Regions from separate parts of the Homo sapiens genome. Here regions 2, 3, 4, 5, 6 and 7 are each linked to region 1. The links are chromatin loops, found by intact Hi-C in ENCODE. Cell type or tissue: A673. All regions are shown on one strand. Region 1 has its middle 200 kb from the start of EXOC5. Region 2 has its middle 80 kb from the start of EXOC5. Region 3 has its middle 81 kb from the start of TMEM260. Region 4 has its middle 24 kb from the start of TMEM260. Region 5 has its middle 12 kb from the start of NAA30. Region 6 holds the start of OTX2 (orthodenticle homeobox 2). Region 7 has its middle 88 kb from the start of TMEM260.

The links. Hi-C counts contacts between places; a loop is a spot of excess contacts. Peaks named below come from ENCODE experiments on the same cell type or tissue, not always from the same donor. Only the 100,000 strongest peaks of a DNase experiment are listed, where the experiment ranks them.
Region 2: it touches region 1 in a loop (3.0-fold over the local background); 7 of 110 quality-filtered maps call a loop at or near these places.
Region 3: a loop joins it to region 1, with 14 times the contacts of the local background. A loop is called at or near these places in 17 of 110 quality-filtered maps.
Region 4: a loop joins it to region 1, with 4 times the contacts of the local background. A loop is called at or near these places in 12 of 110 quality-filtered maps.
Region 5: it touches region 1 in a loop (2.3-fold over the local background); 4 of 110 quality-filtered maps call a loop at or near these places.
Region 6: it touches region 1 in a loop (4-fold over the local background); 2 of 110 quality-filtered maps call a loop at or near these places.
Region 7: it touches region 1 in a loop (6-fold over the local background); 17 of 110 quality-filtered maps call a loop at or near these places.

Annotation. Positions count from the first base shown.
Region 1 is chr14:57,064,916-57,068,915 of GRCh38, forward strand. No RefSeq gene overlaps it. Among named protein-coding and RNA genes, the nearest start is that of EXOC5, 200 kb to the right of the region's middle. In A673, a CTCF peak has its summit at 2,182 (motif pointing left); a DNase peak (open chromatin) is centred at 2,176; H3K4me3 peaks cover 1,158 bases; H3K27ac peaks cover 3,376 bases.
Region 2 is chr14:57,187,058-57,191,057 of GRCh38, forward strand. No RefSeq gene overlaps it. Among named protein-coding and RNA genes, the nearest start is that of EXOC5, 80 kb to the right of the region's middle. In A673, a CTCF peak has its summit at 2,222; a DNase peak (open chromatin) is centred at 2,214; H3K27ac peaks cover 709 bases.
Region 3 is chr14:56,658,522-56,662,521 of GRCh38, forward strand. It overlaps a transcript of TMEM260 not described here. Among named protein-coding and RNA genes, the nearest start is that of TMEM260, 81 kb to the left of the region's middle. In A673, a CTCF peak has its summit at 1,614 (motif pointing right); DNase peaks (open chromatin) are centred at 1,160 and 1,620; H3K4me3 peaks cover 1,036 bases; H3K27ac peaks cover 2,256 bases.
Region 4 is chr14:56,553,712-56,557,711 of GRCh38, forward strand. No RefSeq gene overlaps it. Among named protein-coding and RNA genes, the nearest start is that of TMEM260, 24 kb to the right of the region's middle. RefSeq lists an enhancer at 1,057-1,226. In A673, a CTCF peak has its summit at 2,410; a DNase peak (open chromatin) is centred at 2,430; H3K27ac peaks cover 2,010 bases.
Region 5 is chr14:57,376,988-57,380,987 of GRCh38, forward strand. No RefSeq gene overlaps it. Among named protein-coding and RNA genes, the nearest start is that of NAA30, 12 kb to the right of the region's middle. In A673, a CTCF peak has its summit at 1,874 (motif pointing left); no DNase peak of the experiment used is centred here; H3K27ac peaks cover 349 bases.
Region 6 is chr14:56,808,278-56,812,277 of GRCh38, forward strand. It overlaps OTX2 (orthodenticle homeobox 2), which reads right to left and starts at 2,202. Exons shown (of 5, transcript NM_021728.4): 1 at 2,099-2,202; 2 at 1,882-1,945. It also overlaps a transcript of OTX2-AS1 not described here. RefSeq lists an enhancer at 3,582-4,000. In A673, no CTCF peak of the experiment used is centred here; DNase peaks (open chromatin) are centred at 284, 2,244, 3,534, 3,694 and 2 weaker places; H3K4me3 peaks cover 3,853 bases; H3K27ac peaks cover 4,000 bases.
Region 7 is chr14:56,489,548-56,493,547 of GRCh38, forward strand. No RefSeq gene overlaps it. Among named protein-coding and RNA genes, the nearest start is that of TMEM260, 88 kb to the right of the region's middle. In A673, CTCF peaks have their summits at 1,047 (motif pointing right) and 1,966 (motif pointing right); DNase peaks (open chromatin) are centred at 1,044 and 1,944.

The sequences.
Region 1 (4,000 bases):
AGTATCTGTTTTCACTTTGATAACCATAATTACCATCTTCATGTAATAAATACCACTAAAATTTATGCCCTTTATCAGCTTAACATAATATTCATTTATTCATTCATTCAACGAATATTTATTGGGTTCCTACTACATGTCAGGCACTGATCTAAGTGCTGAGGATACAAGAGAAGAGGAAACAAAATCCCTGTCTCTAGCTACCACATTCTGGTTTAATAAAATAATATTAGCACAGCCGGATTATATATGTAAACTATAAGAAATTACTAAGGGGTTAAATTTTTTTGAAAATTGCTGAATATTTAAAATTTAAAATAACACTGCAGGAAATTGAGGACATAATTTTCATTTTATATAAACATTTTAAATCATTTTTGATGCAGTATTTTAAGCCCACAAAATAATAACCATCTAAAAGAACTGCTACCTAATTCTTACACAAAAGGCATGTTGAGCCTCTTGGGAAGTGCACATTTTCCTAATTTTTAGGCTTTTAGAACCGATTACTTGGGGTCTTCTAGAATATACAGCATGATCACATATCGGGTTAATTAAAATAGAACCCTTTCTGAGATTAATAATAAATAATTTACTTACAAAACTTTAATGACATATCAAAAATAAATTTCAATCCAGGCAAACTAGTTTTATTTATATCTATGAAGCTGCTAGGATGAACAAAGGCTTCTGGTACAAAGCACTTAACTCTAGCTCAACACAGATAGCTGGGTTTTCAAAAGAAGACCATTTGACTGATGGATTCTTTTGGCCTACGTGTTGACCCTGTTGTTGTTTCCCAAAGCTGTTCATGTTGTGGTTATTGTAATAAAGCTCAGCTATTGAAAATCTGAAGCCACGCATCATAGCATATGCTTATTGTATGACATGTTTATTATTTTTCTTTCTGTTGGTTTTATGGTACATTCCCATGGTGGCACATGAATAACTATTATATATTTGTTTTCGAGGTGTGTGGGTTGGCTCAAAAGACAACTTTTGCCAGCTTCACCTGTGGTTGTAAGCTCATTAGAATTCCAATATCCATGAAGGACTAGAGGAATCCTAGTACCTTTGAGCAATATGGCTTGATTTTCCTAGCCAAAGACTTTAATTCAAAGCTCTTTTATAAATAGTACTGTCAACTGGTTTATTTCCTTCCTCTGTTACAAACAATAACATATTAGTTATGTTATGGAAATATCAATGTTCTAAACTTTCTTTATTCACCCTTTTTGGAATACTAGATCCTTTAGAGGAATCATTTATTTTGGTGTTTCTTCTTAAGAAAAAAAAAGTCCACACTTACTGATTGCTGTGAGGATAGAAAAGCCAACTCTATCGTTTGTTCATACTATCTGTTTAATATAGAAGCAGTAATCCCGGAAAAAAATACTTTTAACATTTGCTTACAAACATTGTTTAGAAAACAGTTTGCGTTTAAAGTATCAAATATTAGAGAATCTACTTGGTTAATATTTTTGAGATCTGCTACTTTGTCACATTTTTTTTTTTTTCAACCAGAGACTTTGGCTTTCTCATCAGTTCTTCATTAAAAGTCCCTGGATTGCCTTAAAGTGCAATCCCTTAGACAAATTTGGTTGCCTTTAAAAAAAACACCAGCAACAGAAAACCCAGTAGGAAAACAAGCATTATTCTAGAAAGCAGCAACCCTGGAAAGACAGTTTTGTTAGTGGAAACACATTAGTCTTTCACAAACTAAGCAATGATGATATTTACAGAGCAGTTTGTAAAAGGTCAAACGCTCATCTTCTGCCAACAAATGCAAGGAAAAGCAGGTACTCCGGCAGGTTTTTCAAGCAGGGATCTGTGGACACGTTTTCAGGAGTCTGAGACTTTCAGGATATTTAAGATAATTTTAATAGTTTTGTTTCAATAGCAGAGTAAAGATGTAAAAACTCAACCTTTTAGCAGTTCTAAAGACGGAACTTTTCTTTGCAGTGATAATTCTCAAATGTAAGCCATTTTAATAGAATAAGATTCTAATTTTTAGGTCAGCATTTCTCAAAGTGGACTCCACTGACGTGTTGTGGGGTTTCTGAAGATGATTCTATCCTTCCCAAGGGTGTCCAGGCATTATTCAAGTTTGAGAACCGGTGCTCTGCGGCGTGAACCGTTCCGTGCTGCAGAAAGGGCCGGCAAAGGCAGAGGGCGCCACCGTGAGGCCCCCATTTCAACGCTTGTCATTTCAATTGTGGTGGGTTAGAGATCACAGGGAAGCAATGCTATCTGCTGAAGAGACATCAGACAGTGTAGTAAAAAGGGTAATCCATTTATTTTCAGAGAAGTTTTCCACTCAGAGATCATACACGCTGCAGATCACAGAAACACATGCAAGCATGAAATTTAATTTTTAGTAACTCTTTCCTGGGGCTTCTATAGAAAGCAACAGTGAAAGGAAAATGATAATCATGACAAGGCAATTACAGAGAGGTTTGGGGAAAACGAAAAACTTTGAAAACATGTAGTTTAAAATTGCTTTAATTAAAACATAATGCAAGCTGCATTATTTTAGCTCAAAAAACCAAAGTCAACATCACAGAGACAACACTTTTAAACTTTGAAATAGTTGAGAATGATAGATGCACGTTTTTTCCCAGAAGTGATTTTTTTCCCCTAGTGATTCAGAATCTATAAATGTGATAAATATTGACTTACTGGGCTCCCAACAGATGGAATGAAACATGTAGTAAAACAAAAGCAATACACTTGTGTTTTGGCATGAAATGAGTGAGAGATTAAGCTGAGGCTTCCCTGTATTATTAAGAGGAAACAAAGTGGATAATATTAATGTTTATGCACAACTGCATGCCATTTGCAGCAAATAAATATGGCAAACTCGAAAAAGAAGAAAAGAAATAAAAAGACCCAACCATTCTTTTTTTCCCAGGGCAATTATTCCCTTTCCTTTAATTTTCAAAAAAAATTAAAGGAAAATATTTTTTAATTACTGAAAAACAATAATTAAAAAGTTTCTATTCTTCTTAAGTTTTCTGACCACTCCTTTTGATTGCATGTTTTCAAGTATACACTGAGTGCACATTTATTTCAAAAGAAAATTATGATTTGGCTTGTCTAACAGTGCTAAGAAGGAATACTAATACAGTAAAATACTGACTTGAATTCCTCAATACTTACTTAAACACCTCCAAGACAGGATGGCATTTTTCCTGAAGGTAAAAGGTACAAAGCAATGAAAATTCAAATTGTAGAAGAACTATTTCATAACTATGACATGATATTGTCATACTAACACATAGGTGATTTTCCTCTATAAAAAAAAATCTTTGGAAAGAATTTTTAGCTGAAATATGGGCCAAAATGGCAAGTTTTCCTTGAAAGCACCAGATGAAATAATATTTTATAAATACATATATATATATGTATATATAAAATGTAAAAATCCAATTATCAATGTTTTGGTTTTGGTTGTTACCTTTTGTTGCAATGATATAATGCTCTCTAGGGCCAGTGTAAAGAAGCGAAGATCAAAGAACTAAATTCTTACATGTCAGGTTTTCCAAACCATCATCACTGCAACAAAATAATTTGTCAAATTGTCAAAATTTACAGGCATCCCAGACACAGGAAATTTTGACCGAGTTTGTGCCTTCACACAGTGCTAATCTCACTCCCGGAGCTGTAAACATGATGGCCGAAGTGACAGCCTGGCTACAAATCCGTCTGGCAGCTTCATTAGACATCTCTCGCCTGACTGATTAAACTGCATTTAAGACCCACTTTTATTTTTTCAAGCCTTTTGTTTAAATTAAAAGGTCGTGTTTTCAAGCAAATGATCCGCTGTTCCCTTCCATCCAGGACCATAATACAGTTACATTATTACTAGTGTTACCCAAAGGAGAGTGAGTCAGATGCCCTGCACACCAGCCAGGGGCTCCTCCCCTGGGGAAGCCGGGACACTGGGGAGGGGGACTGTTTATTTATTTGCAGAAGAACCTAGTGAGGAGGCCTGGCTGGG
Region 2 (4,000 bases), 120 kb after region 1:
TCTGATAACTATTCAGTAAAAGTAATAACATCAGAGATGGTCATTGCTCCTATGTGTACTATGTGCTAGACACATGCTGGGTGGTGGGTACCCTTATCTCATGAGCAAATTCAACCATCCGTTTGTTTATTCATCTATTTTAGTAAGTCATTCAGTCAACAAACCATTTTTTAATGCTGTGCTAGACTGTGAGAGCTCACTAGACTACAGGTAAGGAGCAGACAGACAGTAAACAAATCATGGAAACTAGAGGTGATGAGAGCTGCGTGGACGGGTGTGTGTGTGTGTGTGTGTGTGTGTGTGTGTGTCTGTGTGTGTGTAGTGCCCTGGCAGTGGAGAGGAAGGGGCCAGGACCTTGGGGAGGAGGCAGTAGCCAAAAGCTTCATGGAGACACTTGAGCAGTTTCTGGAAGGAATTGCTGCAGTGCGAGACCTGAGGGTGGGAAGTAGGTAGGAGAAGAGCATTCCAAGCAGAGGAAAAACCATGCAACAGTGTAGGTTTCTAGGATGATAGCCATCGCTGGCTGGAGAGAAAGGGCCTTGACTTTTCTCTGGATTTGGCAGTCTAAGGGGTTAGGATTTGATTTTTGAGCTGCAGATTTAGATCCAACTACTATACTCCTCTATATCCAATCTTCATTAAGATTTAATGAATTACCTATGTAGTCCTTATGAATTAATTGAGCAAAGCTGTAGGCAAGTAGTGTTTTCACTGTAGCAATCACTCAGTCATTTACTGGCAAGAAACTATGAGTACAAAGGCAAAAACAAAATTTGGTTTGAAGAACTATTTTGCAATGAATATATCAATAAAATTTTCCTACTATCTATCAGTTGGATTCATTAGCTTTTAAATATCAAATGCATGATTCTACAGCAAAACGGGCTTTTGAAATGTTAACAGAAAGAGGTATTATCAACATGCACTTATTAGGTTAGAATATATTCTAAACACAAAGGATCCCATCACTGGGGTTTTCATAGAAAGCTCTGCTGACGCAGCTTACAAAATACAGACCAAACCTGTAGCAGGTTGTGTCACTCACCCGACTCCAGAGGAACCCACTTTGAATGCTTCTACACACTCCTAGCAGCCAGAATGTCTCCTGGGAAGTACATTTTAGCCCTTATATCTAAATCCTTGCAACAAAATATAAGAAAAAAAAATAGAAGACGATGCCCAATAGTGACTGTTGGGAATGAAGGTCATGTTTATTTTCTTTTCATACTTTTCTGTACTTTCCAAATTTTCTGTAATGAATGTATTTAACTTCTTAAACATTCTCCAAAAACTACATAATTTAAAACATCATGAGAATACAGGAAAGACACTTGGGCTTCACATGTAGTCTATTTCGCTTTGTCGAATGGAACTGTGACAAAGACATTGACCGCAGTGCTTAAGTGCCTCAAAAAAAATTACTCCTGTTTCTGCTGTAAAATTTGTTAACTTTCACTCCTGTATATTTTCCTTTCTTAATGACATCTTGTTTTGGAGTTTATGATTTAACTAATTTTATTTTAATGTGTGATTTTAAATCAAATTATTGTCACAGCTGATAAAACAATTGTAATATAATGGCTTAACATTGATCTATTCCTTAGAAAAGCTTTGCAAGAAACCTAATAGGAGCAAGAGACTTGGAGGTAATTCATTAAAATTTCTCCAAAGAACTTATACCGAAGCACATGAAGTCAATAATGACAACATTTTAATCATTTATAAATACCAATAGCTAATATCATAATTTGATAATCAAATCAGGATTAATATAATCTTACAGACTGCTTCTTAAGAAATTAAATTATACAGAAAAAAGTCATCTCCTGGTCATACTCTTACACAGCAATAAATATTTTAATTGTAAATGTGCCTTTTAGAACCTTTAAATTTCAAAAAGATGAGGAGGAGGACAGATCCTGTGTACTTACTAATCTGTAAATAGAGTACCAGGCCAAGAATCAATTCTGAAATGCGGCATCAATTGCACAGGCTTCCACTTAGTTTTAGTTGAATAAAAGCCCTACTAGATACGCAAATAACATCAAACTTGCAGGATTAAAGAGAGGCCCCTCATACTCTAAATCATGATTGTCAATCATCACCCAGGATTAAGGGATATATTTTTAAAACCTAAAAGCAAGCGCCTCCTTTTAACTTCTGCCTACTGCGCATTTTGGATTATCGCCCAGAAATAGTATTACTTGAAACAAGACTGCCTCCCTCCTACCATCTATGAGAAGTGCATTGTTACCATCTGCTGTTGTCTATTTGGAATAAAACTCAGCAAGGCATGCAGCTTAATGTTCAGAGCCCTTCAGCAGACTATGCTTGTGTTTAGAACGCAGCTTCACATTTAAATGGAGCCGATTTTCGATTTAGTCAGTGTTTTCTCAAATTGCTATCCTCCCCACCAGAAAGAAGCAAATTAGTCTAAGAACTAAGACGACCACAACATATTTACATTGTAAAGTGGAAACTTCCTTTAAACCCTTCAGTGACCAGTGAAGCTTTATTTGTAAACTCTCCAGGTTTATTCAGGTGAATAATTTCCCCATTTTGTATTTTCTCATTAGCATTACCCTCTCCAGGCATCCATATTACTTTCACTATTAGAAAATATTATTTTAAAAAGCATGTGTTCTTAGGAAATAAGACTCAAAAGATGTAATCATCAAAGGGCCTTGGAACAGTTGGTGCCCTTGTAGGCCAGTAGTTAAGTGCAAATAATATCTCTAAAGTATCCACAACAAACTGATAACAGGTTTCTTCATCTAGAGGTAGGAGGAGACAGAAAGTTTGGAGGGGGAAAGACATTTTACTTGCCTCTTATTTTCTTGTGCTTTTTATTGACATGTAAATGTATTAATATTTTTAAATGTATTAAACATTTTTTAGTTATAACCAATAAGAATATTTAAAATTGTGAAAAAGAAAGAAAATATATACTGGTTCTTTAAATTTAAAAAAATCACATTCCAGGACTAATCTTATCAAGAAATAACTTTTTAATAAGATTATTAAAACAAAGTATTAATTTCTGAAAAGTTCAGCATTCTATTAAAGTACTAACAAAACACTGAATTACAACCCAACAGGTTGCTTCATTGAATTCATTCATCTGCTCCTGGCAAAGACATTCCAAATTTGAACTTAATTAATATTCCTTCTCCTGGTTTCCATAGTTTCTTTTTAAACATGAGTACCAGCAGAAACTGGCGGTAACTTTACCCATATTCTCAATAATAACCCCCTCTGGCTGTCAATATGTAGGAAAAGGAAAATTTTTTCCATACCCAGAAGAGCCGCCATTTTCATGCCTTTTGTTTAAAAATATACTGGTAACATTTCTTTCTCTCTCTTTGTTATTTCACATATGCAGTTTGACACACTTAATTCTTTCCCTGCCTGTGGCTCACTCAATGCTCAGATAAACAATAAATACTTAAGAGTAGTGTTGCAATTCCTGGATCTGAACAACACCCTCCCGTTCTACCTTTCCATACCCTCAGATCTGCAGGGCTCTGCAAAACTGGGACCTGATAATTAAATGTCCTGGTTGGAATCAATATTATGGCTTGAAAGTTAGTTGGGTATGGAACATTTCTTTGTTTCTATTCTAACATCCGAATGAAGATTTTGGCCACCATAAACAAAGGAATAAATTGGTAAGAATAATATCTGTATGAGTAAATGACAGGTGGATTCACTAAAGTGATTGGTTTAGGCACCACTAAAACACTGTATTCCATACATTTTCTCTAATGCTAGGTATTTTCTCCTAGCCCAGAGTGGATAGAGTCAGTCTCAGACCTAGTCTTGGGCTTCCTCTCTGTGCCTCTCCTCCTCTCGTATCCCTGCTTGTCCTACCCTGGCTGATTGCTTTCGTGAATTACTATGCTGGAGGGCTGTAGCAGCATACTAAGCATTTCTGTATCCACTTCATTTTAGTCTAGAATGTCCATGTCTTTCTGCCATGATGCTGTTGCTCTTATTTTTC
Region 3 (4,000 bases), 410 kb before region 1:
CACCGCACCCGGCCTTAATTTAATCATGAGAAAACATTTCACAAATCCAAATTGAGAGACTGTCTACAAAATACCTGACCAGGACTCTTCAAACATGTTAAGGTTATGAAAGACAAGGAAAGACAAGAGAGTGTCCTGAATTTAAGGAAACTAAAGAGACATGACAGCTATGTGCAGTGTGGGATCCTGGATTCAATCCTAGGACAGAAAAATACTATTACTATTATTAGACAAAGTCTCACTCTGCCACCCAGGCTGGAGTGCAATGGTATGATCTCAGCTCACCGCAACCTCCGCCTCCCAGGTTCAAGCGATTCTCCTGCCTCAGCCTCCCAAGTAGCTGGAATTACAGGCATGTGCCACCATGCCCAGCTAATTTTGTATTTTTAGTAGAGACAGGGTTTCTCCATGTTGGCCAGGCTGGTCTTGAACTCCCGACCTCAGTTGATCCGCCCACCTCAGCCTCCCAAAGTGCTGGGATTACAGGCATGAGCCATCACGCCCAACAAAAAATACTATTATTAGAAATAGTGGTGAAATCTGAATTTAAATCTATAGTGTGGTTAATAGTAAGTATTGCACTAATGTCCCAGCTTCTTGGTTTTGATCATTATGTAAGATATTAAGGTGAGTGAAGTTGGATGAAGGGTAGACAGGAACTTTCTGAACTATTGTTGCAACTTTTCTGTAATTCTAAAACTATTTAGGAATAAAAGAGGGTTTTTGTTTTTTGGTTTTTGTTTTTTTTTTTTTTTAGTTTTAAAAGCAAGGCACTCCTTTTCCCCCTTTACTCCTTGTCATTCTTTGTTAACTACTGCTTTAGGCCTCAAGACAAACAATAGATAGGACAGTGGTCTTTATGACTTGGGTGCACCAATGATCAAAGAGACACAATCCCTAAGGCCAAAGGCCACAGGCCTGCCACCAGCCTAGTCGTTAGGGTAGGTAGCTCTCGACCCTGGGCCTGAGCCTCTTCCTAGTAGCTGTCTAGGTGGACCTGGGTGAGAACTGGGCAGCCCCAGGGAGCCTGAAGCTCTGTTTTCAGCACCTTGGGAGGCTCCGGAGAGGCCGATGGGATTAAATTCCCCTCAAAGCCACTGGGCTCACACCCAGCTTGAAGACAGCAGGATCTAGTCGGGGATTATTCTTCCAGTCCGGGTTTCTCTCTTCAGGCAGCCACTACGGAGAAGAGGGAGTGGAGGCGAAGCACCCTTAATACCCTCATTCTTTCAAAAGATGAGTCAGGTTTTTGTAGCTTCATTAGCATTTGCAGATAAAAATACATTTTAAGTGGCATTATGCTAAGTAATTATTCTTAGAAGATGTGAAATTAAACACATTTTACTCAGCATGAAATTATTCCTGCCACGTACTGAGTTTTGTGACAGCTTGAGAGTTTGGACAGTGGGTTGCAAGAAGGGGAGAAGCAATCTATGTACTTAAAAAAAAAACCCAAAATATTTTACCAAAGGTAAGTCCTTGTAGCGAAATGATTTGGCTGGATGGAATATTAAACCTGCTACTATAAATTTCACGCCTTGCATTCCTAAAGCAGATGCAGAGTGATGATGCCAAAAATTAATTGGAAATAATGCGACTTGCCTTGTGTACTCTATCCAGTAGAGGGCATAGCAGATAAGCATTGTGTGTGTTGGTGACTTAGCAACTGATAAGGCTTGTTTGTAATTGCTTCTGTAAAGATATGTAGCAGCATGCTTGGATGCTTATTTACATTTAGGAATGTGGTTCGGAATAGGAGGTGTAGATTTATAACTTTGGTTTTGTCTGTCAATACGTGGGAGACTTTTGGTTGTTGCAAGCATTATATTTACCAATGCGCAATGTTAAATTGCTGGATTTAATTGTTACAGTACAGTGAATTATTCTATTATTTCTTACTTTTTTATCCCAAGGAAAATTCAAACTTTCCAGGCTTAAGGGCAGGATAAAATGGCTCTGAGCATGTCAACGTCTCAAGAGCACATTATTTTCTTATTGGATTGTATTAACTTTACAGATGGAAATTTGAAGGAGAATTAGAAGGCTTAGAGATGGGGAATTTGGAGAAGAAAAGAATAATGTCCTAAGATTTCTGGAGGGGCTAACTGGTAAGTCATTTTGAAAGCTGCTGATGCTAATTCTCATAGCAAAAGACATAGCAGATCCTAAAATTATCAGGAATGAGGCATGAGGCACAGAATTGCTAAGAAGGAAGTGAATCTTGTGTCACACTAAGAATTGCCAAAGGATTATTCAGGTTCTGTCTCTGTCTCGCTCTCTCTTCTCTACCTGTTACAATTGGCACAGATTTTTCTTATGTAAACTCTTAATAGTGCACCTGTCCACAAGCTGGGTGAAGGGTGTTTGGCAGTTCCACTTAGTTTAAAAACCAAACACAGTCTCCTGCCTCAAATACACACATTTGTTCTGAAGGGACAGCAACATGACATATGTAAACAAACATTCATCCATAGGCACTCTGGTTTGCAGCTGAAGGAAAAGCTGGAGGCGGGAGTGGGGACACAACATAATAAAACCAAACAGACAACCATGCTAAAGAAAAAGGCACCAGCCTCCCTCCCACTACTGCCCAGGTGTCAGGTGGCTGCAGGAGGCAACCACAGACTGTCCTGTCCACGCTGGAGGATCCAACCCTGGGCCAGGTACCAGCCTAGTGGGTCTGGAATCCTGGTGGTCGCCACCCCTCCTCCTCCTAGACTCTGCCTCTCCTCTGGAATTCTTCCCCACAATTGTGGATGCTTCCATAGGATCTGAGGTGAGAGGCGTGGGAAAATGAAAAAGGGGAGAAACCACAAAGCCTGCTTCTGGGTAGGGAACCAGGAATGCCCTCGGTGGTGGAGCAGGAGACTTGCTTTTCACTCTGTGCCCTTGTTAGCTCTGAATTTTGTACCATGAGCAAGTGTTACCCAATCTTAAAATGGATAGACAGACAGGTAGTTGGTGAAAGAAAGAAAAAGCAAGAAAGAAGGAAGGAAGGGAGGGAAGGAGGAAAGGAGGGAGGGAGGGAGGGAGGGAGGGAAAGAGGGAAGGGAGGAAGGGAGGGAAGGAAGGAATTAAAAAAGGGAAAATTGTAGTGAAACAGGACCTGGCCTAAAGGAATGACTAGCCAATTCCTAGACTTGTTCTCATGGTCAGCCTCTCCCTGCCATGTGAGTGAGTTTCCCCTCTTGTCATAGAGGAATAATTGTCCTTTCTCACAGGCATATGTTCTATTGCAGATTTTGTTATCTTTTCTCCTTTGAAACTTGAGTTTGTTGTTTATATGACACTGTTACTTTACAAATGGCCTTCTCCCGTCCACACATGTGTATGTGGGGGTGGAGTGGGAGTCCTTACTCCTGTGAGAAGGGGGAGAAAGAGGCAGAGAATGGAGAGAGGCTATTCATCATTAGAAAGGTTGTGACAGAAGAATTAGACCTTCGGGATTATAAGTTTAGGTCTCAGGGTGAGTTCAAGTTTAGTGTGAAAGTTAGGGCCCCCAGAGGTCTGCCTTTCATTCACTCCTCAAAATCTGATTGCTGTTACTGCCACAGAAAGTTGTACATGCATCCCAAGTGGCAAGAGCCATGATTTGGCTTCTACATAGCTGCAGCTATCAAGAGAAAGTCTAAATCTTGTCTGTCTTCTCAGATAGCTACTTTTCTTGTCTAAACATCTTTCCGCCAGAAGCTATATTTAATATTGCAAACAACTACTCCCGTGGTATATAGGTCATGGATTTATTGCCAAGAACAGGATCCATTCCACCTAGTTTAAGCATTAAATGGCTGACAGAATTATGAGGAGGGTGAAGAGACAGGCTCTAGGTTTAACCTTCCCAAAGATGACTCTCAAAACTTCTCTGCAGAGCCCGGCCACCAACAGAACTGCGGCCTTTCGCAACCAGGAAGCTCCCTAACAAGATGGGAAGCTACTGCTTTTGTCCCAAACTCCAGAACCATGACACCCCTGCTATATCTCAGAAGCCACCGTGGTCAGG
Region 4 (4,000 bases), 510 kb before region 1:
ATGAAACTACTTTGGAATAGTAATATAGAGAAGGAGGCTAATCACGTGAAAAGGCCGTGAATTGCTCTAACTCCTTATTTAAAATGTGGACCTTAGACCAGCTGCACCAACATCATGTTAGAACTTATTAGAAATGCAGACTCTCAGGCCCCGTCCAGACCTACTGATTCAGAATCTGCATCTTCAACGATCCCTGTGTGATGCATTTGTACATTAATGTTTGAGAAGTCATGGTCATGAGCTGTAGCAGCATTACTTTGGTCCCATTTATTTGCAGTAGGAACACCTGTTTTATCCTTTCTTTCTTTTTTTTTTTTTTTTGAGAACTAGAACCGCCCCCCCCTCCCCCACAACACACACACTTTTTTTAAGGGCATAGTTGCAATTCTCCCTGCCCTTCTTAAAGCACAGAAAACCAAGATGAGCAGAGAACTGGGATCTTGTTCATAACTAAGTCTTTTGTAAGGCTTCCTTATATGGCCCCAGGTGCCCTGGCACAGCTGCTGATATTTAGTTACATTCTGCACCAGCAATTCTAGCATTTGGGAATGAAATTCATTTTTCTCTCTCTGGATTATGAAGGCCCGGGGCAAAGGAGGTGAAGAAAGCGGCACTCGGAGGAAATCTGTATTGGAAGTATCAGGTGTGGCAGTGAAGTCAGAAGCATTTTCATTTTAGGTTCTGGCCTTTTATTTAGGCCTTGGCAATCTATCCCTTTAAATGGAGATGGGAGAATTTCTTTAATAAGGCCACAAAGAAAGATTTGTAGTTCTAAATGGCTCAACATTTGACTCACAAGCCCTCATATTGAGTTACACCCTAAATAGGGTTTGTGTTCTGTTTGCAATAATTACTCTTGGAAACGTTCAGTGAAGTCTTCTCGATCATGATCTTCAAACACTTGTAATATTAATTGTTCCATTTAATAAGGAAATCGCAGCCCCATTTAACCTTACGTCAGTGTATGATTTTCATTTAGTCAAGTAATGAAGTGAATAGGTTCTTCAGATCCTGGATCTCTTTAATGAAACTGTTCTGCAACTTGTTTTATCATTAAGAATAAAGACCCACCTTTGCTATTGAACATAGCCAGAAACAAAACCTACTCAAAGGGAGGAATGAATTTGCACAGACTGGGAAACTCTGGAGTTCAAAGAATGTGGGTGACTTTGAAACAAACTGTGTTGATTCTTGCAAAGTTGCAGAATTATGCAATATAATGTTTGCATTTGGAAGAATTAATTATGATCCCAAGTCATGGGTTAGAAATATAATTAAACTGATTAGTGTCATAGGATAAAAATAAAAAGCGAGGTTGTGACAGCTTCCCGTGTCCCCCTTTCCCCTCCCCCAGAAAGGCTCTTAAAGGAACTTTTAAAACATAAGCCTTTGTTCCCTCGATCTACGGTGCCCAGGTCAGGCGGACCCTGCGGCGTGGCTGAAATATTTCAAACAGTCACTCACAAATGTGTCATTTGACCTGCTGTTCTTCCAAAGAGGTATGAAAAATATGTTTCTTGCTGAGATAACTTGAAATCAAATAAACATAATCTCTTTAATTCTTTCTAAATAGTTCCATATTTTAAATCTAAACACAATAGAACACAAAGCTTCTGGTTTTAAAAAAAGTTTTTTTATTTTTTATGTGTGTGGTGATGTTGGATTTTTCTTCCTTTTAGTTCATGTTAGTTTGAATGTAAGAGTATAATTTACATTTAAAACCGTGGGAATATATTTCCCTCAGTTTGGAGACACACACAGCATATGGCAATGAGTTTACTTGGTTAAATGTATAAGTTTGCTTTTATGAGTGCTATCTTTAACAAGGACAGATGTTCTTACTTATATTAACCATCACTTGACAGACCAGAGGAGTCTTCACCATGGCTTGCAACAAATTGAACAATATTTTCTTATGTAAAATTGGTTCTGGTCCATTGTTTTGATTTATTCGAAATAATGGCACTCACTCAAGTTTGTAATAACACTGTCACGGCTGAAGGGAGTTTGCTTTAGGTATTATATCTATTATCTGCTCCCTCTCCTTTCTTTAAACAGAATCTCTAAGGGGAAAGTCTAAATGTGGCTCAGATTTAAGAAGAAGAAGAAGAAAAAAAAAAACCCAAAAGCTTCGCTAAAACCTCACGGTGTAGGATGTTATTTTAGATTGTTTTAAGATTTTTAATAATTCTTGTTTGTTTGCCTTTGGCTTTGAGCATTGGATAAAACAGAACTTGCCTTATTCTTAGGGGAGAATTACATGGCGTGGAGTTGTCACACAGTGCTCCATCCATTTTCTTTGCTGTTTTATGAGGCAATCCTACCTAACCTTTTGCCCAAACAAGAAGTATTTACCTAGTACTCCCCAGCAGTGGATACAGATAGCAGTTTGGAAGTGTTTGCTTTTCTTCACCACCACTAGAGTATGCTCTAGTGCCATAAGATCTGCATGTTTTTTTCTTTAGATTGTTGGCAAGGTGGATGATGAAATCCCTAGAAAAAACAAAACAAAAAAACACCTTTCCATCTAATTATAGAAGTGTCCCTTTAATTGTCTTAGTAAGACTGGATTATGTTCGCCAATTTGATTAAGGTAGAACTGAAGACAACTTCAACATTCACGCATGTCAATATTTTGGGTGAGTTTATATTTTGTATTTGAAGTTGTTCTACTCAGCTCCAGTGCGGTGGTGAGAAATACTATGTCCCTTCCATCCACAAGCTACATTTTCTGGCAATAACTCTTTCACTTATAAGCATCACTGTGGGCCCAGCACATGAATGTGTGGTGAGGTTACTTGGGCAGAATTAACACCTTCGAAGACAGAAAGGTGTCTGCAAGCCAGGATGGATGTGTCTCCCATTTTTGTTCATCTCCACCATCTTTAAAAAACCAAAACAAACAAACAAAAAAACCTAATCGCTATCTACGTGGCAGACCTTCATCAATAGCAATACATTCTCTAGAATTAGAAGGCTTAGCTTGAGGGTCTGCTGCCCTCGTCTCAAATCCCTGGCAGAAGCCCCTGCACTTGATCTTGGGTGCCCGGGGTAGTGGTAAGAGCACAGTGCAGGATCCCCGTGGTGGCTGGCTATGCTGGAGAACTGCTCTGTGTTCATCACTGTGATTCCAGCACATTTGAGCAGCGCCTCTTCCTTCATCCCTCTATTAGAACATCTTCATTCTTATCTTCCATCTTCCTTTCTCCCTAGGAGAGGGCAGGTCATTGAGATTCTCTCTTAGTACTGTGGCCCTTCAGTTCCTTTTATGCCTCTGGTGACCTAACGTCCTTTTGCTCCTGGACATTTAAACAGCTTCAAACCCCAGATAACTTCCTCCTCAGGTACATTAATCATAATTTCTCCAGCAAAGGCTAAATCAAGGTCCTTATAGCTGGGACTGTTTGTCTCCCTGGATGTCTAAGACTCCTGCTCAGGGTCCAGTGACTACCACCTCTGGGTCTTTCATTCTCCTTCTGACCAGAGAAGGTTGCCCAAGACTGCTTTCCCAAAACTATGTGACTGGGTCTGCCTGGACAGATGGAGGCCCAGCTAAGAGGGAAGCTTTGTGTGCCAACTTGAACAGGTTGGCTCCAGAGGGACCGCAGTCCAGAGAGCCATCTGAGATGGCCCAGACTGCCACACTTCCTTTGCCTCTAGATGGGTTAAAGGGACCCCTGTAGATGTCAAGTACCACCTGCGTGGTACTTGATGATCCTCTATTCCTGTGAACATCAAGTTAGATTCAGAGTCGATGGCGTTCCAGCTTCCTTTTCAGATGGTGGTGAATGCTCTTCAGTTGAAGCTGTCTCTTGCACAACGGGGACACAAAGAGGTATCTTGGGAGATTTAGAAACACCCCTTCCAGTAATCTCCACCCAGCCCCTTTCAAAGCCACCCCAAATAAAAGTAGAATCTAAACAAAAGCAGTGCACCTGCTATGCAGGTACAACTTGAAGCCAAGTCATGTAACGAGCGGCCCTTCCAAGTTCTAACAACA
Region 5 (4,000 bases), 310 kb after region 1:
TATTAAGGTGCTGCTTCTCTCATTTGGCCTCCCAGAAAACCCATATCCTAACTCCACTGTTCAAATAAGACCCATCAGTTCAGATGCTGTCAATAACAGTACTGGACCTTCAGAGCTCTTTAATGAAGAGTTTTATGAGAATTAAACAAAAGTACTTTAGAATGACTTTTTTTTTAATAGTGGAGGAAGAAGCAGGTATGGTTTTCTACACAGTTAACATGAGCAAAATTCTCGCAGCATTCGATAAGTTGCTGTTGGTAATCTTAAATTTCTTTTCTTGAGGGACTGTGGAAAACCTCTGGCCAAGTGTAGCTTGGAAAAGGATGGCTATAATCTGAACTTTTCTTCTTGTAGCTCTAGCTAATGCTCTTTTGCATGTCCCACATGGTTCCCACACCTATATTTCATATTCTGATATCTGGGTTCTTATTTCCTTTAGAAATTTTCTTAGGCTGTCTTGCATAACAGCAAATATTTACAAAAAGTTTACCTTGTACCAGACGCCTGCTCTAAGCATTTATATGTCTCACAACAAACCTTATGAGATGGGTACCATTATAATTGCATTATACAGATAAGGAAAATCAGGCACAGAGAGGTTAAGAAATTTTCCAAAGTCATATAGTTAGTATGTGGCAGAAATTAGGGATTCAAACTCCATGCAGTTAACTACTATTCCATATTGCTTTTCTAAGTACCAGGTACTTGATCACAGAATTCTTAAGGCTCACTTTCACCAGCATGCTCAGAAAAAAGCCTATTTCTATTACCTTCCCTTTTTATTTCCTATGCTGTTTGGCACAGAAACTCCAAATTCGTTTGAGTTGCAAGAGAGCAATGAGAGATGGTAAGAAAGACTACACAGATACTATCTCTGTTATATCGAGATATATGTGATTTTGCACATACAAAGATGCTTGCAGTTGCCTTAAACCTACTATTTTTTTGTGCCTGTAATTTTTAGGACATCCTGAGCTGACTGAAATTACAATTCTATTAAAGTGTCAGGAAATTAAAGCATGTAAAACATCATAAATATTCCCCCTAATATTATAATTACACCATGCTCTTCCTTTAGCAAGTTACTGTTTATTTTTTAAAAAAATATTCTTGGCCGGGCACGGTGGCTCAAGCCTGTAATCCCAGCACTTTGGGAGGCCAAGGCAGGTGGATCACCTGAGGTTAGGAGTTCGAGACCAGCCTGGTCAACATGGTGAAACCTCGTCTCTACTAAAAATAAAAAAATTAGCCAGGCGTGGTGGCATGTGTGCTTGTAATCCCAGCTACTTGGAAGGCTGAGACAGGAGAATCACTTGAACCTGGGAGGTGGAGGTTGCAGTGAGCTGAGATCATGCCACTGCACTCCAGCCTGGGCAACAGAGCAAGACTCTGTCTCAAAATAAACTAAAATAAAATAAAAAATTCTCTTTCATTGATATTTAATGGATTATGCATTCCTAATCAGAAAAAAAATGAAACTACTTCCATTTTGAAAAATATGTATAGTAAATCCTGGAGAAAAAAAAATTGTGTCACCTATTTCCTTGTTTTTCCACAAATTAAAATCAGGCCATATATATATATAATGGATGCCATTTCTCAATGGAGAATAGATTCACTTTCCAGGATTAAAAAACAAACAAACAAACCACACACACACAACTCAACTACATGGCAATATTCATTGTGTGAATGTCAACACTAGATTTCCTTGACACTAAATTTTCTTGCAACTATTAATATAACTATTAATAAAAAGATAATACTTACTGACAAGACCTTACATTTCTTTTGTTGAAAATATCACAGTTGATTAAAAATGTTGAAATTTTTTATCTTATGCAAACATATTTTATTGCTGTGCAAGATTGCCCTCTTGTGTTTTCTCTAGTTAAGTCATTATTTTTTATTGATTTAATATTAGCTTTTAACTTTTCCATCTAAAATTAACTCATTACTAAATGAATTTCAAAGCCTTTTATTCCAAACCACACAGATCAGAAGTTAATATTAGTGTTATGGTTTGTGGTATATAGTGTACCTTTTTAAATATATGAACTAACTTATAAAATACTACGGCCTAAGGGTAAGAAAAAGCAGAGTCAAACAGAAGTAAATACATAAAGAAAAATTTAGAATAATGTCAAGGAATTCTAAAGCCCTGATACTAACTTCCTACATTAATGATACAGCCAATTAGTCTATTAGTATAGGTCTAGCTTAATATCTTTGCGGTCTATTTCTTCCTTTGCTTATTTAATTACTATAGGTATATAAAAACACAATAACATTCTTTATTGTTTTGAAATTTTTTCCTTGTGTATTAAATTAGCATTTTTCTTTTAAATATTGCCTAACTAAAACAAGTATTCTCATATGTTGTTAGTGGAAATGTAAATTTGGTACACTCTCTTTGTAAATTAAATCAGCAGTATATATTAAGAACCTTAAAAAATAATTAGGGGCCGGGCATGGTAGCTCACGCCTGTAATCCCGCCACTTTGGGAGACCAAGGCATGTGGATCACATGAAGCCAGCAGTTCGAGACCAGCCTGGCCAACATGGCGAAACCTCGTCTCTACTAAAAATACAAAAATTAGCCGGGTGTGGTAGCACGTGCCTGTAATCCCAGCTACTCAGGAGGCAGAGTCAGGAGAATCGCTTGAACCCTGGACGCAGAGGCTGCAGTGAGCCAAGATCACACCACTGTACTCCAGCCTGGATAAGAGACAAGACCCTGTCTCAAAAAAAAAAAAACCAGGTTTGCTTCTAGGAATTTTTATTATTATTATTATTATTATTATTATTATTATTATTGAGACAAAGTCTCGCTCTGTTGCCAGGCTAGAATGCAGTGGTGTGATCTCCACTCATTGCAACCTCCACCTCCCAGGTTCAAGCAATTCTCCTGCCTCAACCTCCCAAGCAGCTGGGACTACAGGTGCACGCCACCATGCCCAGTGAATTTTTTAATTTTTAGTAGAGACGTGGTTTCACCATGTTGGCCAGGATGGTCTTGATCTCTTGATCTCATGATCCGCCCGCCTCAGCCTCCCAAAGTGCTGGGATTACAAGGCATGAGCCACCACACCCGGCACTTCTAGGAGTTATCTTAAGAGCATAATCCTAAGCATTCAAATAATTTTATGCCTAAACTGCTCATCATAGCATTATTTATAGTGCAAACATTAAATAAACATTATAGTGCTGCTTTCCCTTCTGACACTTTATTATTTGGAGGAAGAACAAAATAGAGCTAGGCGATGAATTCCTTCACCATAACCTAAGCATGGTCCTGTGTTAGATTAGATTGGAATGCAATCATACAGTGAAATCTTTTGCAATGAATAGAATTTTAAGGTAATATTTAAAATAACACAAACTTTTAAAGTGCTATGATGTTAAGTTTAGAAAAATCAGGATATAAATGTGTAGGTATATGTGTATGTGTGTGTGTGTATCGTAGTAATCTAAAAGTAATCCTCCTGAAACTACACACAAAGACTAAAATGTAATGTTTCAAAATATTACTAGTGGTTGTCCTTTGGTTGTGGTATTATGTTGGGTTTTTCTTCATTTTTCACTTGTCTACATTTTCCATGTTTTTATGTTGAACATGTATTACTATTATAATAGATGAAATTCCCATGTTCTTATATTGGCAGAATTGAGGTACTGCTCCTCTTTATACAGATCAGGAATTCTGTGGGCTGTACAAGCTCAGAAAACTTCTCTAAAGAAAACCAAAGCTTCAGGCTGGGCCTAGCCAGGGCTCACGCCTATAATCCCAGCACTTTGGGAGTCCGAGTCAGGAGGATGAGGAGTTCAAGACCAGCCTGGGCAATGTAGTGAGACCCTGTTTCTACAAAAAATTACAAAATTAGCTCAGCATGGTGGTGCACACCTGTGGTCCTAGCTACTTGAAAGGCTAAGGTGGAAGGATCACTTGAGCCTTGGAGATTGAGGCTGCAGTGAGTCATGATTGTGCCACTGCACTCTA
Region 6 (4,000 bases), 260 kb before region 1:
CTGCTTCTCGTCCGGGCTGATTAATTTTCTGCATGATGGAAAGGAAACAAAACTACGCGGACTGGCGACTGGCCTGCGGCTGGGAAGACGACGAAGAGGAGGAAAGAAAGAAAAAGGAGACGTGTGGGCACCGCGGAAAACGGCCGGCGCTGGCCTCTCTCCGGCGAACTCGAGTGAAAGTTTCTGGCCTCGGGGAATCAAATAACTCTGCCACCCGCGAGGGAGGGAGGAAGAAACGTGCCAAAAGGGTTGGCCTTGACTATTAATTATCGTTGGGAGAAAGCCCCGGTGTTAGCGCTGAGGTCTGGGTGTCTACCTTACTCTGGGGGGAGGAGTTCCCTCTCCTACTCCCCTCTGTTGCTAATAACTTTTGGTGCCTGTAAAAAGTCCCGAGCTGAGCAGGAGAAATCCTGACCCCGAAGCTCTAGGATGGAGGGGAGAATTTCTAGGAGCGACTTCCCCGTCCCCTCCCCAAGCAATCCACCACCGCAGGGTCGGCGCCGCTCGGCCTTCGCTCCCCGCGCACCAGTTCTATCTGTGAAGGAAGCAAAAGCCAACTCGGTGGAATCCTGACAGGGGACTTGGGTTTCCAAAAATATGTCCCGAAATCGGGCATCGATTTCAAGAGTCACTTGAACGCAACAACGCGAAGACTTCTTGGGAGTTTGCAGAGCGACCCGTCGCCCGCGCCCGGCGCTGGCAGGGACCTTCGGATGGTTCTTACTGGGCCGATCCATGGCACAGGCTGGGCCTCGGCGAACCCCTCGGCCCCCGCCCGGCCCCGAGCCACGACACCTCATTGTCCTGGAGCCTGGGAAGGGGGTGCGCGAGCGCGCGGGCGAGCCCTGCCTCTCCCCGCCAGAGAACAGCTGAGGGGCCGCGGTCCCAGCGGGAGGATTCCGGTCCCTGGCCCGGCCGCGGCCTTGGGCGGAGCAGGGGCCACTAGCTGCCACTTCTGCCCGCCCCAGGTGCGCGCGGAGGGCTACGTGGGGCGGGCCGCGACCCGGCAAAGTCATGTTGAAAAAACACTCTTCACGTTCGCTCGGCCTGGTGACCAGGGTCGGGGACCACGACAACCGGGGGTTGGGAGGCTGCGTAATTACAACCCAGGGTGGTTTGGATTTTGGGGGGTGGTGGATATTTAAAAACAAAAAGGAGATCTGGAAGCTTTTGGGAGAAACAGACAACCGAGCTGTGCTAGGCTGAGGGAGAGGAGGCCAAAGAGAGCGAGCAGTGAGCGCCGGGGCGGACGAGAAGCCAGCGCTCCCAGCCTCCTCGGTTATCCGCTCCGGTTTCCGCTCACGTTCAACAGGGGCCGACAGGGGCTCGAGCGGCGGCCCCCGGCCCAGGCCGACCCGCAAGCGAACCGAGCTTCCGGCGCGCGGGCCCAAGGAGGCGCCTGGCTTTTTATTATTGTTGTTTCAATCCATCCATCTAGTTACATCTGCATCTTTTTGTCTCGGACTCTAAAAAGGTCCCTGGGATCCATCCAAACGACCCCAACCAAATCTGGGGGCCAAAACGCAAAGATCGCGGGAGAAGCCCAGAACGGCGTTGACATAAAAACAAAACCACAAACAAAACCTTCCAAAACACCCCAGATTACATTCGCAGCGTTTCGACGACGTTTTGCAGAAGCGACGACCCCCAGGAGCACGCTCTCTGCCTCTCTCCCACTACCGCTCTCATCTCTAGATCACATTTTTCTTTTTGCAACGATCGTTATTACACCTCAAAATTTGTAAGAGAAAAAATACATCCGCCTACAGAACTCCACGTTCGCAGAGGGGCATCGGTCGGTCTATTGGAGGTACTGGGGTGATGGCCGACAGACACGGGGACACGTAGATATGGATATAGACAAGACAGACGGACACTTACCTTACAGCCTCATGGGAGGTTAGAAAAAGTCAAATATCCTTTAAATTCCAAATAGCCAGCTATCCTAAAAGAAATCAAGAGTATTGAGTTAGAAACCTTGCAGTCTTCACCCTTCCATGAAAAGTCAAACACAACCAAAAAAAATTTTTTTTAAAGAACGAAAATGAGGAAGGCGGCTAGAGTTCTAAACACGCGTGGGCCCCTCTGCAATACATACAAAGTAGATGTGGCGAGTGAGGGCTGCTCTAGCAATTTTTATTTTTAATCACAGTGGAGGCTGTGTTGGAGCTGAGGCCGGTCCCGCTCTCAGGGAGATTTGCTGAGAAAGCGCCTCTCTGGCAACTTTTTGACGCAAACTCTCCAACCAATGGCAGGGAGAGAATGATTGACACATCTAAGCCAGAGGGAAAATAATAAAAACACACAACAGGGGGAGGAAAACAGGCCGCTGCTGCACGGGGGGACGAGCAGGCAACAAATCCAGGCCTCCGACATTACCAGAATGTTCTTTAAAGACACTGGGCTTTGCTTAAAATATACATTATGGGCCGGAGCATGTGAACTAATTGTATAATTAAAATGATGGACAGGGAGTTCTTCTCTTACCCTCTTTTCCCCTGCTTCCTTTACTCCGAAATTTCCTTTCCTCTCTTTTTTTTTTTTTTTTTTTTGTTGTTGTTGTTTTTAGGGAAGGGAAGAAAGGAAACCCATGCAATGTAAGATGGAAGATAAAAATATTTAAGTAAATGCTGGAGAATGGCGGGTTAGGGAGTGACTGGGTTATCACATTCAACCCCAGCAATAAGTGTGTGGATGACAGGCAGAAAGCAAGTCAGACTGAAACTCAAAAACACCACTATGCCGTCTCAGACAGGGCCAGAGCACGCTGACGGCCAGAAAGGGTAAAGGAGGGAGGCCTGGGAGTGCGATGTGGGCATGTAGGGAAAACAGAGAGAGAAAGATACACAAGTCCAAGAACAAACTATTTTCTAAAACTCAGTGTCTTCTCTATTCCCTACGCCCTTATAAATATCCTTACACATATAAATAAATGATCCCCGAGTGAGAGACCCCGGCTTCTGGTAGGTTCCTGGGGTTTTTTGGAATTGAGAAGCCCACGACAGACTGCAGGGAACACGAACCCCGGAATCTAATCTCAGGGCCCATTTAGGAGAAGTAGCTGGGACCACATCGGGCCTCGAGGATGCGAGTGTGAGGTCGACAAGATATCGTGGAAGAGAGCGAACGAGGGAGGCCCCCGTTGGAAACAGTTTCTGTGTTAGAACAAACGCCACCAAACGACCGACACTGCGAGGCCTGGAGCTACCTGGGCTGGCGCCGCCCGAGCCCCGGGCTGCGAGCCCAGAGGCTGGGAAGTGATGGGACCTGGGGGCCCGAGCCGGAGAGTGCGACCCCCAGCCCAACTTTTTTGCCTGGCATAGAAAGCAGGGACCGGACAGGTTTCAAACGGATCCGAGTCCCTAGAAAAGCAAAAACAGACTGGGCGGAGTGTGGGGTGGGGGGTGGCTAGTGGAACTGGTGAGTGTGTGTGAATAAGCTGGGTGGGGGTGGGAGCAGAAGACAGCTCTTGCTTCACAACACCCAGTGCAGGAAAAGAAAAATAAAATCTCTTCCTAAATACCCCACCCCCCGCCACCCACCCACCACCAACTACCATCACCACCACGGCCAGTGGGCCCAAAGAAACAGCTCGCTGCCTTTAATTTGGGGACCTATGTTAATGAAGTTGGTAATTAATTCGTCGCTTTGTTGTCGGTTCTTATACTGTATGTGTACTCAAATGTGGCCGTCCTTGGGATTTACAGCAATTAACGAATTACGGGAGTGCGCACGAGGCAGCAAGCTCTCGGCAGCCGGGCTCCGGCTCGGGCTCGGCCTGGGGCTGGGGACTCCGCGGCAGCGGCCCCTGTCACAGGTGTCCCTAGAGCTTTGGGCCCTGGCGGCCCCTCGAGCCCCCGAGGGGCCCGGAGCCCGCCCAGCTCCTTCCCGGCCCTCTGCAGCAGCTCCAGTCCGGAGACCCGCTGGCTGTCGCGTTCCCAGGAGTCAAGAGTTTCTAGGGGCCCGGGCGGGGGGGAGGGTGAGTACCGACCTTTTTTCT
Region 7 (4,000 bases), 580 kb before region 1:
GTGAGCTGAGATTGAGCCACTGCTCTCCAGCCTGGTGACAGAGCGAGACTCCATCTCAAAAAAAAAAAAAAAAGTTGTTCTGTATTTTGTATCCTAATTATGAAGGCCATGACCTGATTTGCTTCCCAAACACAACCCTCAAGCAATATTTCTCATCTTGGTATATATCATTTTCTTCCATTCTGTTAGTCAATTAAAAATCAAGGTGTCATTCTCAAGTCCTCTCTTTCCCTCACTACCTATACCAAGCCATGAACAAATCCCACTGATACTACCTTTAAAACATATCTAAATGTGTCAACCATCTTCATTCCCATCAATGTCATGCTGGGCCGAGCCGCCATCATTTCTCCTGGAGGATTACTATAGCAGCCTCCTCTGTTCTCCACAAAGGATTTGTTCTCCACATAGTAACCAGAGTTTTTAAAGAATGTGAATCAAATAGTGTAATTCCCCTGCTTGATATCTTCAAAGATTATTCTCTTTGGTTTTCCAAGGCCGTGTATGATCTGGCCATCATCTGTCCTTTCCAAACTCATCTTATGCCATTCTCCCATCTACCAAGCTTCAGCAGCTCTGACCATCTTTCTGTTCCTTGAACACCTCTCATTTCTGTCTTAAACTTCTTGCTCTAGCTGTTTCTTCTGCCTAAAATGTTCCTACTCCTGATCTTCGTCTTGGCTAGCTACCTTGGCATTCATATCTAAGGGTAAATATCATCTTCATAGGGAGGACATCCTAGATGGCTCAATCTAAAGTATCTACTCAACCACTGTCTTCCACATAACTCTATTTTAATTCTCTCCAGGGCATATATCACTAAGATTTTTCTTATTTAAGTTTTAATTTTCTGTATCCCCCCATTAGAATATATGCTCCTTGAAGTGAAGACACTGGCTTATCTTCTTTGCTGCTGTACCCGGGCAGAGCCCAGAGCTGTACATGGCACAGAGTAGCTGTTCAATAACCCACTGAATGAATGGAGGCAAATTCATCCTGCATTGGATTTATATCACTATTTATCATATCATGCCGCTAGAGGGCAATACATCACCTAATTAGAATGAGGAAATCAGTGTCCCTTTCTTCCAAAAGGAACTTAATTGATTTTTAAAATTTATATATATGAGGTGTACATATTTCGAGGGTACATGTGATAATTTGATACATTCTTATAATGTGTAAAGATCAAATCAGGGTAATTGGGATATCCATCACTTTAAATATTTATTCTTTATGCTAGGAACATTTGAATTATTCTCTTCTAGCTAGATTCAGGTGTATGATTGAGCTTAATTGATTTTAATCATTAATGTGACAGACATTTATTTAAGAAAAACACTCTGAAAAGGAGCCACTAGCTTTTCAAACCAACCACCAGGCACTGCCCAGGAGAAAGAAGTTTTTTCCAGGGTTATAAGTGGTAAAATAGTTTTAAATAGACTCTGTATTATTCAGGTTAAAAAAAAACTCATATAAAATGAGAAAGCATTCATGTCCATGATATGAAATTGTTTGGGAAGTCAGAAGGAAATTAAACAATGCCTTATTTTATCCATCTTTTACACACATACACAAAAATGTATTTCTTGGCCACTATTCTTATTTTTGCTTTTTAAAGTTCGAACCCTGGACATCTCATGGGAGTAGGGATTCTGAAAGAGATTTTCTTTTTTTTTATTTTTATAATTCCATTTCTTTCCTAAGCTTTTCTTTTAAAGTAAGCAGCATGGTGTGTCTAGGATATGTCATTGAGTGCTAAGACATCCATGTTCCTGCTGACAGGTCTGCCTCGTGGTAAGAACAGCGAGAGTGACTAAGCTCCAGTGATAAGGGCAATGCTGTTTCTTGAGCCTGCTGCAGCACCTGTCATGGGAGGCAGAGAGAGCATGCAAATCCCTCAGGCCCATGTCTGTTCAATGACAAAAGGAAGGAGGATGCACTATTCCCAGTGACCTCAAGATGGCAGTGGAGAAATACTCCAAATGAATTTCCTGAGGTCACCCCCCGATCCAGCGAAGGACCACTGTAATGGTTGGTTAGCTATGAGGACAGTTTCAGCGCCACATCGGGTCAGTTACCATGACAGCTGGAAAGCTCTCCTGGAATCTATGAGTTTCTAGCTGTCCTGTCGCCAGAGATGACAAGTGACTTATAAAGGAAAAGTTTGAGCCTCCCTAGAAAAACCTTAAATTTGTTTTTAATGTTGCTGACATGACTTACTGTGGCAGAAAGGCTTCTCAGTGTGAGTGCCTATGGCCATGGGATCTTGATTGGTCAGATGAGGCTGGGACCTTTGCATTTCCAGGGCTTTGCTGGAGTAGGAGAGTGGCCTCAACTTTTCTCAGCACTTAGGAACAATGAGAATGGTTTAGGGCACCTACCATGGGCTTTGGGGGATGTATTAGTCCGTTCTTGCACTGCTATGGAGAAATACCTGAGACTGGGTAATTTATAAAGAAAATAAGTTTAATTGGCTCATAGTTCCACAAGCTATACAGGAAGCATGGCTAGGGAGGCCTCAGAAGACTCACAATCATGGCAGAAGGGGGAGGGGAAGTAGGCTCTTCTTATGTGGCCAGGAGGAAGGGAGATGTTGGGGGGAGGTGCTACACACTTTAAAACAACCAGATCTCATGAGAATTCACTCACTATTACAAGAAAAGCGAGGGGGAAATCCGCCCCCATGATTCAACCACCTCCCACCTGCCTCTCTTCTAACATTGGGGATTACAATTCAAAATGAGATTTGGGTGGGGATACAAATCCAAACCATATCACAGAAGGAAATAAGATCAGCTTTTGCTTATTTCCTTAAATTTTGTTGAGTACGGCAGGGTCTATTGAATCCTCACATCTAGTACAATAGATTACCAGCAGCTCAGGAAGAAGGATGCAAAAGGCATGAGAATGACCCCCCTCTGGCCTCCTTCAAGGAGGTGAAAGAACATTATCTCCTACACCCGTGTTCCAATTTTCAACCACAAAAACACACATATGTATGTGCATTAGCAAACACTCACTTGTTGAACACCTACAAAATAGTTATTATACTCATGGAGTCAAATGGAAATGATGCAGAATTAAAGTTATGAGAGGTATCAACAAAACGTTATTGAGAATTCAAAGGACAAATGCCTAAAGCTTTGATTAAGAGGAAATTAGGTAATATTTCATGGAGTAAAGACTGGCCATAAAAGACTGAGTAGGATTTTAGGTGGATGGAGTTGGGTGGTGAAAGGGAGGGCATCGCAAACCAGAGAAAGAGAATAAGCAGAAGTATGAAGGGAAGATCACTCTGAGTGTGTCCGATATAGATAGAGTACAGGCCTAGTATGGGAAGTAGCAGGTGATAAGGCTTTAAAGCAGTGGTTCTCAATCAGGGGAGATTTTGCCACCCAGGGGACATTTGGCAATGTCTGGAGACATTTTTGGTTGTTATAACTAGGTGAGGGTATGTTATTGACATCGGGTGAGTAGAAGCCAGGGATACTGCTAAATACCCTACAATGCACAGGATGGCTTGCCACAACAAAACTTATCCAGCCCCAAATGTCAATAGTGCCAATATTGGGAAACCCTTTTTTCGGGAAGATTGGTCTTGGTCACAGAAGACCTTGAAAATCAGGGGAAGGGAAGGGAGCTTACTTGGTAAGCAAAGAGAGTACAGAAGATTTTTAAGTGGGAGAGTGAATGTGTTGATATTATGATTTATGGGCATTATATGGATATAGGTACAAATATAACCTTTTCCCTCCCTCATCTTCTAAGGAGAAACCTTATTGGCACTACTTGGCTAGCCAGCCTTTGCTGTGCTTAGAGGGTAATAGGTAGAGATGCAGAATTGCAGAAGCCCAGGTAAACTAAATTAATCTCCATGTAAAAGGACATGGAGCCTCCCAGAGAAGAAAAAATGCAAGAGGTGGAGATGAGAGAGGCAAGAGAGATGAGTGAGAGAGTGAGGAAAACAGCACAAGATGCAGTTACAAAGAGGGAGCAT